2 separate regions of the Homo sapiens genome follow, and region 2 is linked to region 1. Evidence: chromatin loops called from intact Hi-C (ENCODE). Cell type or tissue: heart right ventricle. All regions are shown on one strand. Each heading gives the region's core, and the rest is flanking DNA. Links, peaks and the distances in the headings are about the cores only. Region 1 overlaps LOC124903082 (a long non-coding RNA gene). Region 2 has its middle 580 kb from the start of TBX3.

Region 1 (8,341 bases), core at 149-8,148:
ATATTTTGTTCCTTGGAGTATTTTGCTCCTTCCTTCCTTCCCTCCTTCCTTCCTTCCTTCCTTCCTTCCTTCCCTCCCTCCTACCTTCCCTCCCTTTCTCCCTCCCTCCATTCTTTCCTTCCTTCCTTCCTTCCCTCCCTCCCTCCCTCTTTCTTTCCTTCCTTCCTTCCTTCCTTCCTTCCTTCCTTCCTTCCTTCCTTCCTTCTTTCTTTCTTTCTTTCCTTTCTTTCTTTCTTTCTTTCTCTTTCTTTCTTTCTTCTTGACAGAATCTCACTCTGTCGCCCAGGTTAGAGTGAAATGGTGCAATCTTGGCTCACTGCAACCTCCACCTCCCGAGTTCAAACAATTCTTCAGCCTCCCGAGTAGCTGGGATTTCAGGTGCCCACCAACACACCCAGCAAATTTATATATTATTAGTAAAGACGTGGTTTCGCCATGTTGGCCAGGCCGGTCTCGAATGACCTCAAGTAATCCAGCTACCTCGGCCTCCTAAAGTGCTGAGATTACAGGCCTGAGCCACCATGCCCGGCCTTTGGTCCTTATTTCTGCAAAGATTATCTGCCATGAGTATTCCTTGATTCTAAGGTACACACATGCTCTCCTGATGTCTGAGATCAGGACACATCTTAAAATAAAGGATAGGTACATATATTTAATATTTCACACCACTCATCTCATACCCCTCTAAATAAAAGAGGACATCAAATCAATATTGAATCTTATAATGAAAATCATCTTAGATGAAAATATAACACTCTCTCTCTTTGTCTCTCTCTTAGAAAAATGGCATCGTGCTCTTTGCTGGTCTGCTTTTTTTCTCACTTCATTTTAACCACACCAATATCTGGAGCTTTGGCCAAACAACTTGGCTTCTAGAAAATGTGGTAGGGAGTTTTCAAATGAATGTGAGTTTTGCCCTTCCCTTTAACTCTCTAAATTGGTTTCTTAGGAATTAATTCCATAGTTCTTTCTCTAGATAATGTTTAAAAAATATCTTCACATGAAAAACACAATCCCTTTTTTTTTTTTTTTTTGAGATGGAGTCTTGCTCTGTAACTAGGCTGGAGTGCAGTGACTCAATCTCAGCTCACTGCAACCTCTGCCTCCCAGGTTCAAGTGATTCTCCTGCCTCAGCCTTGCAAGTAGCTGGGACTATACGCCCGCACCACCACACCTGGCTAATTTTTGTATTTTTAGGAGGAATGGGGTTTCACCATGTTGACCAGGATGGTCTCGATCTCCTGACCTCGTGATCTGCCCGCCTTGGCTTCCCAAGGTGCTGGGATTACAGGCGTGAGCCACAGAACCCGGCCGATCCAATCTTAAACTTATAACTTATGAGTTTTGTGACTTTACACAAGAGTCTTAATCTTTCTGGACTTCACTTTTTTGATCTGCATAATGGGAACAGTAATAGGACCCTTCTCCGTGGGGTATCTGAAAGGATTATATGAGGTAATGGATGTAAACAGCACTTATGAAAACACATAGCAAGTATTCCATAAGTGGTGGCAATATTAAAAGGTTAAAAATTTGAAAAAAAACATATAAACACAAAGAGAAAAATAACAATGATCTGCAATTTTGTTACTTAAAATGAAAACTACCTTTTAATTTATATTCATCCACATTTTCTGTACATTCTTAAGTATTATATATACACCCAGACACACACAGGCATGCACTTATATGTCCATAAAAGTGAGATGAAACTGTATATATCTTCCAGTAAACAACTTTTCCCATTCTCCAATAAAGTATAAATATCTTTCCAGGTCAACTCCCTTAGATCTTTTAAATTCCAAGAACAAAAGATAAAAGAAGCTCTACCAAAATACAAACAACAAGCAACAACAACAACAATCTTCCTACCTTGATGTGTACGTCTGTAATTGTGGTGTTAAAGTTGTGTAGGGAAAAAGGGAGAAAGCTTCATTTGTCTTCCTCCAGCTTGAGTTGATAGTTGGTGATTGGACTAATGGTCCCATGTACTGTTGTAACTTCAGGAACCGCCGTGAAGCAAGGATTCATCAAAGAGGGGAAGCGAGAGGATTTTGTTTGCTTATTTAATAAAAAAAATTAAAAAAATAGAGATTTCCTTTAGCTTGGAGGTATGGTTTAATTAGAATGGTTTTCTCCTGGGTTTTTGTGCCCTCATTCTCCACCTCTCCTCCATAAAGCCTGCCTGAGAAATGCCTTCTTAAATATGAACAAAATCATCCTAATTATTTAATCTACTCTTATGGAACACAGCACGTGGAAGAATGCGCCCTCAGTTTGACCTTCTGTGGTAGAGGAAAAGAGAGAAAGTCTAGATTTAAAAAAACAAACAAACAAATACAATGACAAAAAGCTCTTCTTTACTTTGACTGTTTTGCTCTTGTCTGCTTAATTTCTCTTAACTGTGGGCTCCTTGAGGGAAGATACCCCATCGGATTTCTTTGTGCACCCTCAGAACCTCCCTAACACAAGGTACAGATCTCGGAAGGTATAAGTGAATGGATAAATGAATGTAAGAGGGAGTGATTTGCAAAATCATTGCCAGCTTTGCTATTTTTCTTTTCTCTTAGACACGATCAGTAATAGAAGACTACTACATTTTATTCGTCTAAGGAAGGGATGTTCTTAAACTTAGGTTTCCTCTACCTTCTTTCCTCAGAAAGAAAAAACAATAAAGATTCCTATGAGGAAATTATAATAAAGAGGAGGCCATACACAGTGTTACATAACTCAAATTGCAAACTGTGATTGGTTTTGGTAGGGAGGCGGGATTTGGGGGATGAGGAAGAGACTTCCTGCCAACAAGCTCCTCACATTTCAGTGCCCTAGGTAATCATCCACTGGAAATCCTCTTAAAGCCCACGTTCATGCATTCCACATTTAAAATGCATAAAACTTTTGATGATTCAAAAAGGCTCTGCGAGGTTGATGTGGTGGTCAGGGCCATGTGAATCCTAGGTCATGTGAATCCTCATACCCCATAATATGTCTCGAGGGATTTCTCAAATCCCATGTTTACGAAAGTGAGCCTTATGCCCTTCTGTACACTTATACATGTTTAAAGGATCGTCTTGAAGTGTGAAGAAACAAAGGTGTGGGAGTCAGAGCCCATTTCATTGTCTATGGAGCCAGGATCCCAGCAGAAAAAAAAAAAATTCGTTCAGCTGTTTAACTGAGAGACATTTCCATAAGGGCTATTTACAGAATTGTGAGCTGAGTTAGGAGAACCAGAAATGGATGATGAAGCACCATCAGGGACTTCTAACAGCAGGAAGTTGTCACCAACCCTGGAACACAAGGGGCAGTGGGAGGAAAAGGACCCTTGGAGTCCAGTGAAAGCTGGAGCCATGGAGGTGAGGTCACCCAGTGAGTGATGTAGACATGGGGAGCCACAAACCCTTTCAGATATATAATACAGAAGCAGAGAGGGAGTAGAGGCATTGATACCCAAGCTCTCTCTCTTGCCACCCTCAGTCTTCTGCTGGTGTTTATCATTGGTCAAACCCAACTGAAAGCCGGGGTAAGGGAACATGAGTTTCATAGTCTGTGTGCATCACAAAGAGGGCAGAGCAAGGTAGAGAATTAACCTTCGAGATGGAATTGGAGTTAGAATAACCAGCATCCTTGATTCAAGGTGGTAAAAGGGAAGACAATGCTACCTGCCTATTTGTTAAGGAGACTGAGTTGACAGGAACAAAGTTTATCGGGTGATATTCCCATGCAGAATCAACATAGAAGCTCCTCATTCTTTGGCAAGAAATGTTCCCTCCAATTGTATATATTTGACATTGGTCGGAGTGATGGATGGAGAGAAAAAAATAAAGGATACTAGGTCCTTGGTGTGTTGTTTCACGTGAAGACCACAAAGATTTTCTAGCGGAGAGATGTATTCTTATGGTAACCAGTTTCTAATAGTCCTATCCTTGTGTAGTTCCCTCCCACATTATACCAGGGTTGGTCTCACCAATGGCATACAGCGGAAGTGATGGTGTTTCACCTCTGAGATTAGATAACAAAAGAAATTGCAGGTATATTATCTCTCCCCCATCCCCCCCTTTCCTGCTCTCCTTTTTTCTTCCTCCCTTCTCCCTCCTCCCTGCTCTCTTCTCTCCTCTCTGTCTTTCAACTGATCATGGTGGGGGGCGGGGTGGGGGGCAGGTGGGGGGAGCTATTTTGGGAGCAGCCCTGAAGAGAGACCTACATAGTGAGAATCTGAGACTTCCTGCCAACAGCCACATGAATAAGCATTGAAATGAATTTCCCCCAGTCAAGCCTTCAAATGAGACGACAGCCCATCTGACTACTTGACTGCCATGTCATGAGAGACTCTGAAGCAGAACCATGCAGTTAAGCTGCTTCCAGATTCTTGACGTTCAGAAACTGCGAGCTAACTTTGAGGTTAAATGCATTTGCTCCTTTTCAGTAATGATTTGTAACATGCATTTATTTTGTGCTTATTTTAATCTTTCACAAAGCCTGGGATTCACACTCTCTTAACTGTGTAACAAAGTCCTTGTCTAGCCTCTGAGACTCAGTTTCTTCAATTTTCAGTGAAGATCACAATAATCCTATCAAAAGGGTTGTCCTGAGGATCAAATTGTTGTCCAAAATACTTATAGTATTCTAATTCCCTTAGGACAGTGCCTAAAACAGAGTAACTACTTAACAAACTTAGTTGTTATCATTAAAGAGGGAGAAAAATGGGTTTCAAATACTATTTATAATTAAGATCATGGCACCAATGAAACCTGAGATTACAGTTCACCATTATTGCATGGTCTATTTCAGCTCTGTTATTTCTCTTGCCTCGAAGACAGTTCTGTTCTCTCACAATTGCTGCAATGCACAGTTTCCCAAAACAACATGCAGTTCTGCCAACCTCAGAGGCCTGGAGCTTTGAAACATCCCCCTCCTGACCATGGAGAATTGGCTGTCTCCACTCGCGCCTCCTTGGCAGAAGGGGAATCCCTGATTTTCTGGACATGCTTTGTCACTCCCTGGGTGTGAGCCAGATCTTGCTCATGATTTCCATTCTCTAATGACTCGGGGATGAGCATGTGACTGAGTCATAGGGAGCCGGTGGGGTGTGGGTGGCTGTATGGTGTTTATACTGAAATCACAGGGGGTTGGGGCTTCATAGAAAATAGCAACAATGAGTAGATGACCGGTTCAGATGTGAGTTCAGCAAACCACCAAGGCACATGTATACCTATGTAACAAACCTGCATGTTCTGCACGTGTATCCCAGAACTTAAAGTATAATTTGAAAAAAGAAAAAAAAAAAAGAAAATAGCAACAATGAATAAGGAGTCAGAGCAGCTCACCCAAGCTCTGTCATGTTTCACACTTAACCTGGGAAAATTCACCAACTTTCCTTGTTGCTAAAAACTGCCAAGTTTTTCAATCAGTAAGCGCATCTTCTTTCTCTCTAAGAATGATGTCAAGAGCACTATTAGTAGCTTTTGTCTTGAAGCTTGAGCTGGCCTTCATGACAATCTTCCCACTTTGGCAAGAGAGTACATCCATTTTAGTTTTCAACTCTCCCTTACTCCCCAGAAGCAGGTAAAAAGGAAAAGCAGCAGTGAAAATAGTAGCTGTCATTCTGTGTCAATTACCCTCCTAGGCATAGAAATCTCTGACTGGAAAAGAATGGAAGAAAATTGCCAAGTGGACAGAAGGTTGAATCCCAGTATTTTCTCTCCAAAGCAATTCACCTTTCAGACTACACATATTCAAAGAAGCATATGGGCCGGGTATGGTGGCACATGCCTGTAATACCAGCACTTCGGGAGGCCGAAGTGGGGGTATCACATGGGGTCAGGGGTTTGAGACCAGCCTGGCCGACATGGTGAAACCCCATCTTTACTAAAAATACAAAAATTATCCAGGTGTGGTGGCATACACCTGTAATGTCAGCTATTCTGGAGGCTGAGGCAGGAGAATCACTTGAACCGAGGAGGCAGAGGTTACAGTGAGCCAAGGTTGTACCACTGCACTCCAACCTGGACGATAGAGTGAGTGAGACCCTGTCTTAAAACAAACAAACAAAAGCATATGTACAAGCACATATTTAGAGTCATGCTGTTTACAATAGTGAAAAATAGGAAGCTACAAAAATGACCATCTATTCGTGACTAATTCAACTCATTCATATACTTTCAAAAGTGGTATACTCTATAACCATTAGCAAGAATATGCTATATTTATTTGTATTATATACCCAAATTATAAATCATTCTACTATAAAGACACATGCACACATATGTTTATTGAGCCACTGTTCACAATAGCAAAGACTTGGAATCAACCCAAATGCCTATTAATGATAGACTGGATAAAGAAAATGTGGCACATATACACCGTGGAATATTATGCAGCCATAACAAAGAATGGGTTCATGTCCTTTGCAGGGAAGCCATCGTTCTCAGCAAACTAATACAGGAACAAGAAAGCAAACACTGCATGTTCTCACTCATAAGTGGGAGTTAAACAATGAGAACACCTGGACACAGGGAAGGGAACATCACACACGGGGGCCTGTCAGGGGTTGGGGGGCAAGGGGAGGGAGAGCATTAGGACAAATACCTAATGCATGCGGGACTTAAAAACCTAGATGACGGGTTGATAGGTGCAGCAAACCACCATGGCACGTGTATACCTATGTAACAAACTTGCATGTTCTGCACATGTATCCCAGAACTTAAAGTAAAATTAAAAAAAGATAAATAAATAAAAAACAAACAAAATCACACAAAGGAATGTATAAAATATCTATAAGTGAGCCACGTCACAGTATAATAGGAATAGTGTAGTTCCATTTCTGTTTTGAATTATCCTCTGAGTGTGTATCTGCATATATTTATTCGAATAAAAAATGTAGGTGTCTGGAACGTTACACACTAAACTATTAACAGTAATTGGGGGTGGCCTGGTTTTGGGAAGGATCAGAAGAAAAACAGCTTTTACTCTCTAAAAATCTCTAAAATTCTACACTGTTTGAAATTCTAACAACAAACATATTTGTGGATGACTTTTAATTACTTTTTATTAACCAGCTTAAAAACGGAGAGGTATAAGACATGGTACCCTGGGTTTCTTCTAGTTTCTCTGCAACAAACTAGTTATGAACAACTAGCTAGTTTTGGAGAGAGGCCCAAAGTATAGGAGAAGGGGAAAAAATGAAGGGATGTGGGAGAAAGAAAAGAAGGAAACTGGACAGTGGGAAGAGAAAATAACTACACGAGTATAGTCCAACAGGAACTATGGAAGAATTCTAAAACTCTAGACTCACCTGGAAGTTTGCTGAAAGACAAAGTTGGGGCCCTAGCCCTGGAGATCTTGAGTCAGTCGGTCTAGAGAGGACAAGGGAAACTGCATTTTAATGCTTCTCCCAGGTGTCTCTCATTAGAAACCATAAACAATGGGGTTAAGGCCCAGCTCCGCAACCACTGCCTCTGCAACCTTGGACAGGCTGCTTGACCTCTCTGTCCGTTTGTTCCCTCATCTATAAAAAGAATTCCTTACACTCTCATTCTCAACTGTGAGTTTGTATCACAATAGCCTGGAGGGCTTGTTAAAATGCAGATTTCTGAATCTCTCTTTCTGCAAATTTCTGAGTCATTGGGTCTAGCAGTGAGCCCGATAAATTTGCATTTTGAACAAGTTCAAGCGCTGTGGATGCTGCTGGTCTGGAAATCACTTTTGAGAACCAGGACTTTACCATTGAACAAACCACAGGTTGCTGTAAGTAAGGTGCAAACGAAATCATACATGAGTGAGTGTTTTGAAACTAAAAAGGCTCATGTCACGGTGGTTAAATGTATCATTAACATCCTGCCTCCTCTACTTATAACTTTACAATTTGAGGAAAAACATCATATAGTCTTCCTGAGCCTTGATTTCCACATCTCTAAAATGGGTATAACGTTTGATAGATGTGAAATTTCCGTGAAATATGCATTAATTCTCACATGATTACCACAGGAATGCTGGGAAGATTAAATCATTTTCAATGGAGAAAGTGTCTACCTGTGACAATTTTTGCTTTTATTACTGTCAGTGCTAAAGTACTGTAAATGAGGAAAAAAAAGATTTGGGCACCAGGGGAATTCAGCTATAATTTATCAAGCCTCATCTGCATGCTCAGGGGTGGCCATTCAGTGAAAATTGAAGTAGCAGGAATCTCTTTGCCAAACCACAGCAAGAACTGAGGCACCGGGCTCTGGATCCCGATACAGGTGCGCTGCAGAGTGGGTCATGTGACCTTGATACTAAGAACCATTATTCCCTTGCTTAGAATTGGAAATCTGAGAACTTCCCCTTGGGACTCTTGAGAAATCAG
Region 2 (8,341 bases), core at 296-8,295, 75 kb after region 1:
TGGAGTGCAGTGGCATGATCATGGCTCACTGCAGCCTTGATCTCCCAGGCTCAGGTGATTCTCCCACCTCAGCCCCCTGAGTAGTTGGGGCTACAGATGTGTGCCACCACACCAGGATAATTGTTTGTGTGTTTTGTAGATATGGGGTTTCATCATGTTGCCCAGGCTGGTCTTGAACTCATAGGCTCAGGCAATCCTCTCACCTTGGCCTCCCAAAGTGCTGGGATTACAGGAGTGAGCCACCGTGCCTGACTTGGGATAATTTTCATAACACCCAAGAATGATGCTGAAGCCTGGAAGGATTCAGCAGAGTGGAAAAGGAGGAGCAGGGCCCCAAGTTTCAGGCAGTGGCAACACTTGGGTAAAACACCCAGAAAACATGAGAGGAGGGTATGTCCAAGGGTCTACATCAGGCTGTATAGAGGGAGAGTGCAACAGAGAAAGAGAAAACTGGCTGGCCAGCGCCCCATGAGAGAGGATCCAGGATGGGTAAGTTTGAAGCAGGGGAGTCACAGAGTCAGATTCCAATTTAAGAAAGTGGGTTTGGCTGTGTCTCTACCCAAATCTCATCTTGAATTGTAGCTCCCATAGTTCCCATGTGTTGTGTAAGGACCCCAGTGGGAGATCATTGAATCATGGGGGCGGTTTCCTATATACTATTCTCATGGTAGGGAATAAGTGTCATGAGATCTGATGGTTTTAAAAGGGGAAACCTCTTCCACTCGGTTCTCATTCTGTCTTACCTGTTGCAGAGTAAGATGTGCCTTTTGCCTTCTGCCATGATTGTGAGGCTTCCCCAGCCACGTGGAACTGTGAGTCCATTAAACCTCTTTTTCTTTATATATTACCCAGTCTTGGGTATGTCTTTATCAGCAGCATGAAAACAGACTAATACACTTCCTGAAATGGATTTGGTGATACTTCTCATTGAGGTGTCATGAACTCACATTCTGGGGGTGGAGGGTGGTGAGTGGGGCGATTGCAGGTGGCAGTGGCATAAGAACAAACACAGTGAACTGTATAGACCCAAACAGGAAGATGATGTAAAGTGGGCAGGCAGCCTGGGCAACATAGCAAGACTCGATCTCTAAAAAATAAAAAGAAAAAATCATGTGGGCATGGTGGTGCATGCCTGTAATCCCAGCTACTCGGGAGGTTTAGGTGGAAGGATTGTTTGAGCCCTGGAAGCCAAGGCTGCAGTGACCCAAGATCATGCCACTGCACTCCAGCCTGGGCAACAGAGGGAGACCCTGTCTCAAAAAAAATTGTTTTAAAATAAGTAAAATAAAATGGGCAGTCCCCACCCCCTCTGAAGAAGTCTCCTTTTGTGTAGCAACAACAGATTTTTGCCATCAGTGAATAGAAAGTAAGTGGGGTCACTGGATCATGTGGTCCTTCTATTTATAATTTTTGGAAGAACTTCCAGTCTCTTTTCCATAGTGGCTTCACCCATTTACATGCTTGTCAACAGTGTACAAAGGTTCTCTTTTCTCCATGTCCTCTTCAACACTCATTATGTTTTGTTTTGTTTTGTTTTGTTTTTAAAGTAATAGCAATTGTAACAGGTGCGAGGTGATATCTCATTGTCGTTTTGATTTGTATTTCCCTGATGATTAGTGATGTTGAGCACCTTTTAATATATTTGTTGCCCATTTGTATGCCTTCTTTGGAGAAATATCTATTCAAGTCCTTTGCCCATTTTTAATCAGGTTGTTATTTTTGTTATTGAGTTGTAGAAGTTTCTTATATATTTTGGACATTAAAATAGCTGATATTATGAGATGTATGGTTTTCGAGTATCTTATCCAAATATGTAGGTGTCTTTTCATTCTGTTGATTGTGCTCATTGCTGTGCAGAAGCCTTTCAGTGATGTCTATTTTTGCTTTGGTTTCCTGTGCACAAAAGAATTAAAAACAATCTTGAAAAGATTTTCGCACTCCCACGTTCACTGCAATATTATTCACAATAGCCAGTAAATGGAAACCACCTAAATGTTCATGGATGAGTGAATGGATAAAACCATACATACCATGGAATATTATTCAACCCAAAAAAGAAAGGCAATTCTGACATATGCTACAACATGGATAAACCTTGAAGACATTATGCTAAGTGAAACACGCCACTCACAGGAGGACAAATACTGCATGAATCCACTTATATAAAATATTGAAAATATTAAAAGTTATAGATGCAGAAAGGAAAATGGTGATTGCCAGGGCTTGGAGGAGGAGGAAGAGCAGGAATTGCTGTTCAATGGGTGTAGAATTGCACTCATGCATGATGAAAAAGCTCTAGAGATCTGCTGTACAATGTCAGGCTTATAGTTAACAATATTTTACACTTAGAAATTGTTACAAGGATAGATTTCATGTTGTGTGTGTTTCACTGCAATAAAAAATAAGAAAGACAATGGAAAGCAAGAATTTTTACTCTTTCCATGGAAGCCATAACTGGAAATTTTCAAGTGCAACATCCCAGTTTTCTCGATTCTAGTGTAAGTAATTCACATGATTTAAACTGTTTGGAAGATGCTGTCAGTGCCCTTCCCATATCTCTTACACCAGAGACCAGCACACTTTTTCTGTAAAGAGGAAGATAGTAAATACTCTCAGCATTGCAGGCCATACATTCTCTGTCACAACTACCCAACTCAGCCATTGCAGTGCAAAGACAGTGCATAAACAAATAGGCATGGCTGTGTTCCTATAAAGCTTTATTTACAAGAACAGGCAGCAAGCTGTTTTTGGCCAGTGAACAAATCCCTGCTTAGATCATCTTAGATTAATTTGAAAACCTGTATCTCTCTTCTGACATTTTTCTGGCCAAGGAGCATGGTTGGCCATGCTCAGGGAAACCTGGAGGTGCTAGAAAGCCAATACCCCTGGAAACAGCCCTGAAGCCCCTCTGTTGGTAGAGCTGATGCATGCTCTACCCAGTCTCCCAGAGTTTCCCAGTGAGACTGAACTCCAGCTGCCCACAGCTGTAACCTGCTCAATATCACACCCTTGATAGGCCACTTACCTTCCTTGCCTCCCTTCAAATCTCCCCTACCAATATTTCCTGAGATTAGTTCCCAACCTTCTTGCATTTGTGCCAAGTTCTGGTTCCAGGGAAACCCAGCCTAAGATCTGGGTGTTTGATCTAACCATAGCTGTGGGGCAATTTTGATCCTCATATCATTCATTCACTCAGTCACTTATTCATTCATCAATTCAAATATCTTTCTTGAGGGCCAAAAATGCAGAGGTAAACACGTCTAAATGTCAACCCACAAGGAACTTAACCAAGTGAGGGGAGAGACTCACAAAAAGAAGTCCAGTGAAGGCACCATGAAGCTCCATGGAAGGCAGAGTGGGTGACCATCTGCAGCAGGGATTAACAAAGTATGGCCCATGGGCCAACTCCAGCCTCCTGCCTGATTCTGTAAATAAAGATTTACTGGCACACAGCCACATGCATCATCTACTTAAATATTGTCTGTGGCTGCTTTTCCATTATAGCAGCACAGAAGTGCTCTAGAGTAGTTGGGTCAGAGACTGTACGGCTGGTAAAGCCAAAAATACTTACTATCCTGCCCTTTACAGAAAACGTGTGCCAATCCGCAGTCTATATGACTAGGACAAAAGGAGATGGGAGCTATGCTAGTGTATAATGGTTATGAGCTCTGGATTCAAACCACTTAAGTTCAAGTCCTGATTCTGTCTTAATAAATATGTGACTTACAGGCAGTTACTTAACCTCGCTGAGCCTCAATGTTGCCTGTCTGCAGAAAGAAGGCCTCATGACAATAGCCTCTCCCTCGCAGGGCTCTTGTGAGCACTCAAGGAAACTCTGCATGTAAAGAATTCAGCATGGCGGCTGGCACCTAGCAGGTGCTGGGGGCACTCAGCTCCATCACTGTGTGAAGGCATCTTCAAGAGTCCCTGGTTGGACATAACTTTGGAATGCAGCTGCTGAGCTGCACACTGCATATAACTGAGCACATTCCTCTGATTCCAGCTCACTTCTGGGACCCAAGCCTCTTGGACTGCCTACCAATGAGAACTGGCATGGGAAAAGGACACATTCCATCAAATTATCCTTTTTTGCACATCTCAGACCTTTGGTCTTCTAAGGGAATTCCCAGCTTCCGGGAGGTGGTGGGTTGCAGCTATGGGGATGGAAACAGTTACTCTGAGGCCAGACATGGCCTTCGCCTGCTGAGCAGAGAGAGGGGCTGTACTCCAGAAGAGCCACCCAAGTTGCTGACCGCTCTGTTCTCCTGTGTCCCCCAACCATCTGTGCAGCAGAGGGCTGCTAATTGGGGTGCTCTGGCCCCAGACATCACAGATGATGCAATCCAGGGAGTTATCCATGGGAGTTGCTGGCATTCAGTCTCAGGGAAGCCGTCAGGCAGAAGCTGTTCCCAAGGGTCTGCCTAACACATCTCTCAGCCAGGATGTGTCATGGGGGCTGAAGCTGGGGCCCTGGTGCCTTCCGGCCTGACATTACTATTTCTAGCAGATGACAAGGGTCTGGCTTCCAGAGAAACTGGAAGGCCACTGGTTGGAATCCCTAAGTTATTTAGAAATGAGAACTGAGTCTTCTCAGCATAATGGCTCAGATGAATGATGCTACCAAGCGGCGTTCTGAGACTGACCCCAAAGACAATGAATCGTGTACCTACTCTGCAACATTTACTTTGCAATGTGAGGGACCTTCCCCAGACATCCTCAACTCTACTGGAAAACACCTAGATTTCCATTTTGTTGGTTTCCCTTTAGCCTCAAGGCCTTTGCATTTGCTGTTCCATCTTCCAGGAATGCTCTTTCCTACAGATATCAACAGCCACCCTCCCACCTCCTCCAGGTTGCTGCTCAAATGCCATCTTATCAGAAAGACCTTTTCTGACCATTCATTTAAGTCATACTTTCATATAACTCTCCATCACCTTTTACTCTACCCTGCGCAGCTTTTCTTCGTAGAACAAATCACTACTTGATATGTTGAATATTCATACCTTAATGTTTTTTCTATCTGTGGTCTCATTTCTCAAACCCGCCCCTGATGAAGTTCAATGGAACCAGAGACCTTGTCTGTCATATTTACTTCTGTGTCACTGGTTTCTAGGCCAGTGCCTGGCACACGGTAGGGGAATAAATAAATATTTTTTGAGAGGATGTCTGCATCGAGCTGGTAGTAATCTTTCACTCAAATATTTCTTACTCTTTGATCTGGCACTAAGTCACATCAATGCTACCTAAAAATCCGCGTGGGCATTGCTATTGACACCAATAATTATACTGTTGCAAAATGGATTTTATGTGAATAATAATGACTGTGGTAGCCATTGTTATGTTACGCTCTATAAAGCACAAGATTAAGATTAAGGTTAAGATTAAGATACAGCACTATGAGATAGGATGTATTACTATCCCCACTTTAGCGATTTAAAACCTGGAATCCTGAGAAGAAAAGTTGCTTGCCTGGGGCTATCCAGATCCTAAATGGCTGAGCTGTGGTTCAAACTCAGATACAGTGACAGTGAAAAGTCAGAAAGCATTGCTCAAATGCAAGTTACCCCTTCTGCCTCTCATCTGAAAATGCATCACTCTTGAAAGATTGGTCTTTGGGCAACTATAAACATTCAATTTCAGTATCCCATGCACCATGGGCCTGCAATAGGGCAGGCATTGCCCTGGGTACTGACCTAGTCCTTGCTATTCTAATATTTTTTGTTTGTTTTTTGAGACAGAGTCTCGCTTTCTCACCGAAGTTGGAGTGCAGTGGCACAATCTCAGCTCACTGCAACCTCTGCCTCCTGGGTTCAAGCGATTCTCATACCTCAGCCTCCCAAGTAGCTGGAATCACAGGCGCGCACCACCACACCAGGCTAATGTTTGTATTTTTAGTAGAGACGGGGTTTCACCATGTTGGTCAGGCTGGTCTTGAACTCCTGACCTCAAGTGATCCGGTCCCCTCGGCCCCCCAAAGTGCTGGCATTACAGGTGTGAGCCACTGCACCCAGCCTATTCTAATATTTTAATGCACGTGAAGCATATACTGCCCAAGCCTTGCTGAACACCCCTGTGTGCCAGCCCAGTGCTAAACTGTTTACATATATTTTTCACATTGATCTTCACAACAGACCTGTAAAATAGATATTGTGTCCTCCCATTTTCCACAAAAACTACCGAGGCTGCAGGACATTTCAAATCTCGGTTGCCCAGAGACACTCAGTCCACGCGGGGCCAATCATGTCATTGTCTGTCTCAAAGTGGGAAATTGGGGGAAAGTTTTCATTTTCCATTTACAATCAGGACAAACAAACAAAAAAGCAACTCATGAAGGATAATGAATGGAGGTTGAGTAAAGCATAGGTTTCCAATGCCCCAACGTCTTGCAATAACCAAATCGTCTTTTCTTTGTTTTCTCCTCCTTTGTCCTTTTGTGTTAGACATCTGGGTTTATGGTTTAATTAGAAAAATGGTTGCATTCAGCCAGTATCAAGGAGGAGGCCTTCTAACTTCTGGAAGCACTAGAGCCTCAGATGGTTGCGATTAGGTGGAAGGAGAGGTATAGAGACTTTTGGGTGCAACTCTTAACCATTTAGCTCCTTCAAGAAAAGTTGGCATATCACATCCACTACAGATGGCTCTTTAGCTCAAAAATGGCTTAATGAACTCCAGCAACCTATTCCCAGTATGCCCCTGCCCTCTTCCCACAAAATAAATTCCTCTTCATTCATTGCATTTGGGACACATCCATGCTCATCTTCTTTCTGCAAGGACATGGTTGGACCAGAGTCTAGGCTGCTCATCTGTGTGTATTTAGGCTTCATCTTCTCCTGGAAGAGGCATCAATGATTTTCAAGTGGAAAAAGCTTGGTGATAATTTCCAAGAGGAGGATCTTTTGAGGGAATGAATAGTGCAATATCTTCTTCAGTGGCTTCTTTTTATTGAGCTAGGAGAGCTCTCAGAGAGGGCTCATGCCATCTACCCATTGGTCATGCTCTAGCTTGAGACCTTCTTTAATTATTTACAGAACATCGGATTTCTCTCCCCAGTTATGCTTGAGTTACTTAAAGGTGGAGACTGCATCTGACTTGATTCTAGATGCCCTGAAACTCCCCTTGAATTCATGTGTTCTATGAATATAATTTGACAGGTTGGCTGGCTAAGGTGAACTATCGTTTTCATCACAGGAAATAAGTAGCCTCCAAAATAATGATAGTTATCTTGCAAATGCTGGTTTTGTGCCAGGCATTACGCTGAATATTTTATAAGCATGTTAGTCTATGACATCATCTCTTACCTCAATGACTCCAGTAACCTTGCAACCGTTGATCTTCATAGACTCCAGTTTTCGGACAGTCCATTCAATCGTAGAGCAGCCAGGTGATGTTTTAAAATTATAATTCTCATCATGCTACCACCCTGTGCAAAACCCTCCGGTAGGTACCCATAGAGTTGAATCCAAAAGTCTTGCTGTGATCTGTTTCTGCCTGTTCTGACATCATGCCACACTCTTGTTCTCTCTCACTGCAATTCATCCTCTCTTGTTTTTGCTTTTTATCTATGCCTTTTACATCCCAGGCTTGTTCTCACCTCACAGCCATTGTGTTGCTGATCCTTCTGCCTGGAACACTTTCTTCTCATTGTTCCAGACCATCCCATATGGGTTTTAGCTTAAATATCTTATCGTCAGAGCAGCCACTTGTGCAGCTTACTTGCCACTAAATCCCCAACGCCTAGCACTTTCCTGATACTCATTAGATATTTGTTATTCAATTCATTCCTCCCTTAGATGTTAGTTTTAAACTTGCAAATAATTATCTATTTTCATCCACTAGATATGCGCTGTCCAATACGGTAGCTATCAGCAAAATGTGGATATTTAAATATAACTAAAATTCATTAAAATCAAATAAAATTTTAAAATCCAGCTCCTCAGTTGCATAGCCATATTTCAGTAGCCCCTAGTATCTTGTGGCTGTATTCAGTAGCCCCTTGTATCTTCAGTAGCCAATAGCCACAAGATGCTAGGGGCCACCATATTAAGCAGTACTGATGTAGATCATTTCCATCATCATAAGAACTTCTTTTGGGTAGTTCTGCACTAGAACATAAGCACCCTGAGGGCCGGTAACTTGGTCCAACTTATTTACCATGGAATCCTCAATGCTTACCTCTTAGTTGGTACTTAATAAGTATTTTAATATATGTATTAACAATGTAAATGTTGGTTTACAATGTACCAATTATAAACCATTCATCAATAATTATAATGTAACAATAATAATAAGCATTTATTGAGGATTTACCACATGAACTCCTTGTGCTAACCTCTTTCCATGG

The links. Hi-C counts contacts between places; a loop is a spot of excess contacts. Peaks named below come from ENCODE experiments on the same cell type or tissue, not always from the same donor. Only the 100,000 strongest peaks of a DNase experiment are listed, where the experiment ranks them.
Region 2: a loop joins it to region 1, with 2.6 times the contacts of the local background. A loop is called at or near these places in 5 of 110 quality-filtered maps.

What each region holds. Positions count from the first base shown.
Region 1 is chr12:115,338,297-115,346,637 of GRCh38, reverse strand. The region is part of intron 2 of LOC124903082 (a long non-coding RNA gene); the gene reads left to right. Among named protein-coding and RNA genes, the nearest start is that of LINC02463, 540 kb to the left of the region's middle. RefSeq lists an enhancer at 4,570-5,769. In heart right ventricle, for the core only: no CTCF peak of the experiment used is centred there; a DNase peak (open chromatin) is centred at 5,007; H3K27ac peaks cover 682 bases.
Region 2 is chr12:115,263,748-115,272,088 of GRCh38, reverse strand. It overlaps a transcript of LOC124903082 not described here. Among named protein-coding and RNA genes, the nearest start is that of TBX3, 580 kb to the right of the region's middle. In heart right ventricle, for the core only: no CTCF peak of the experiment used is centred there; no DNase peak of the experiment used is centred there.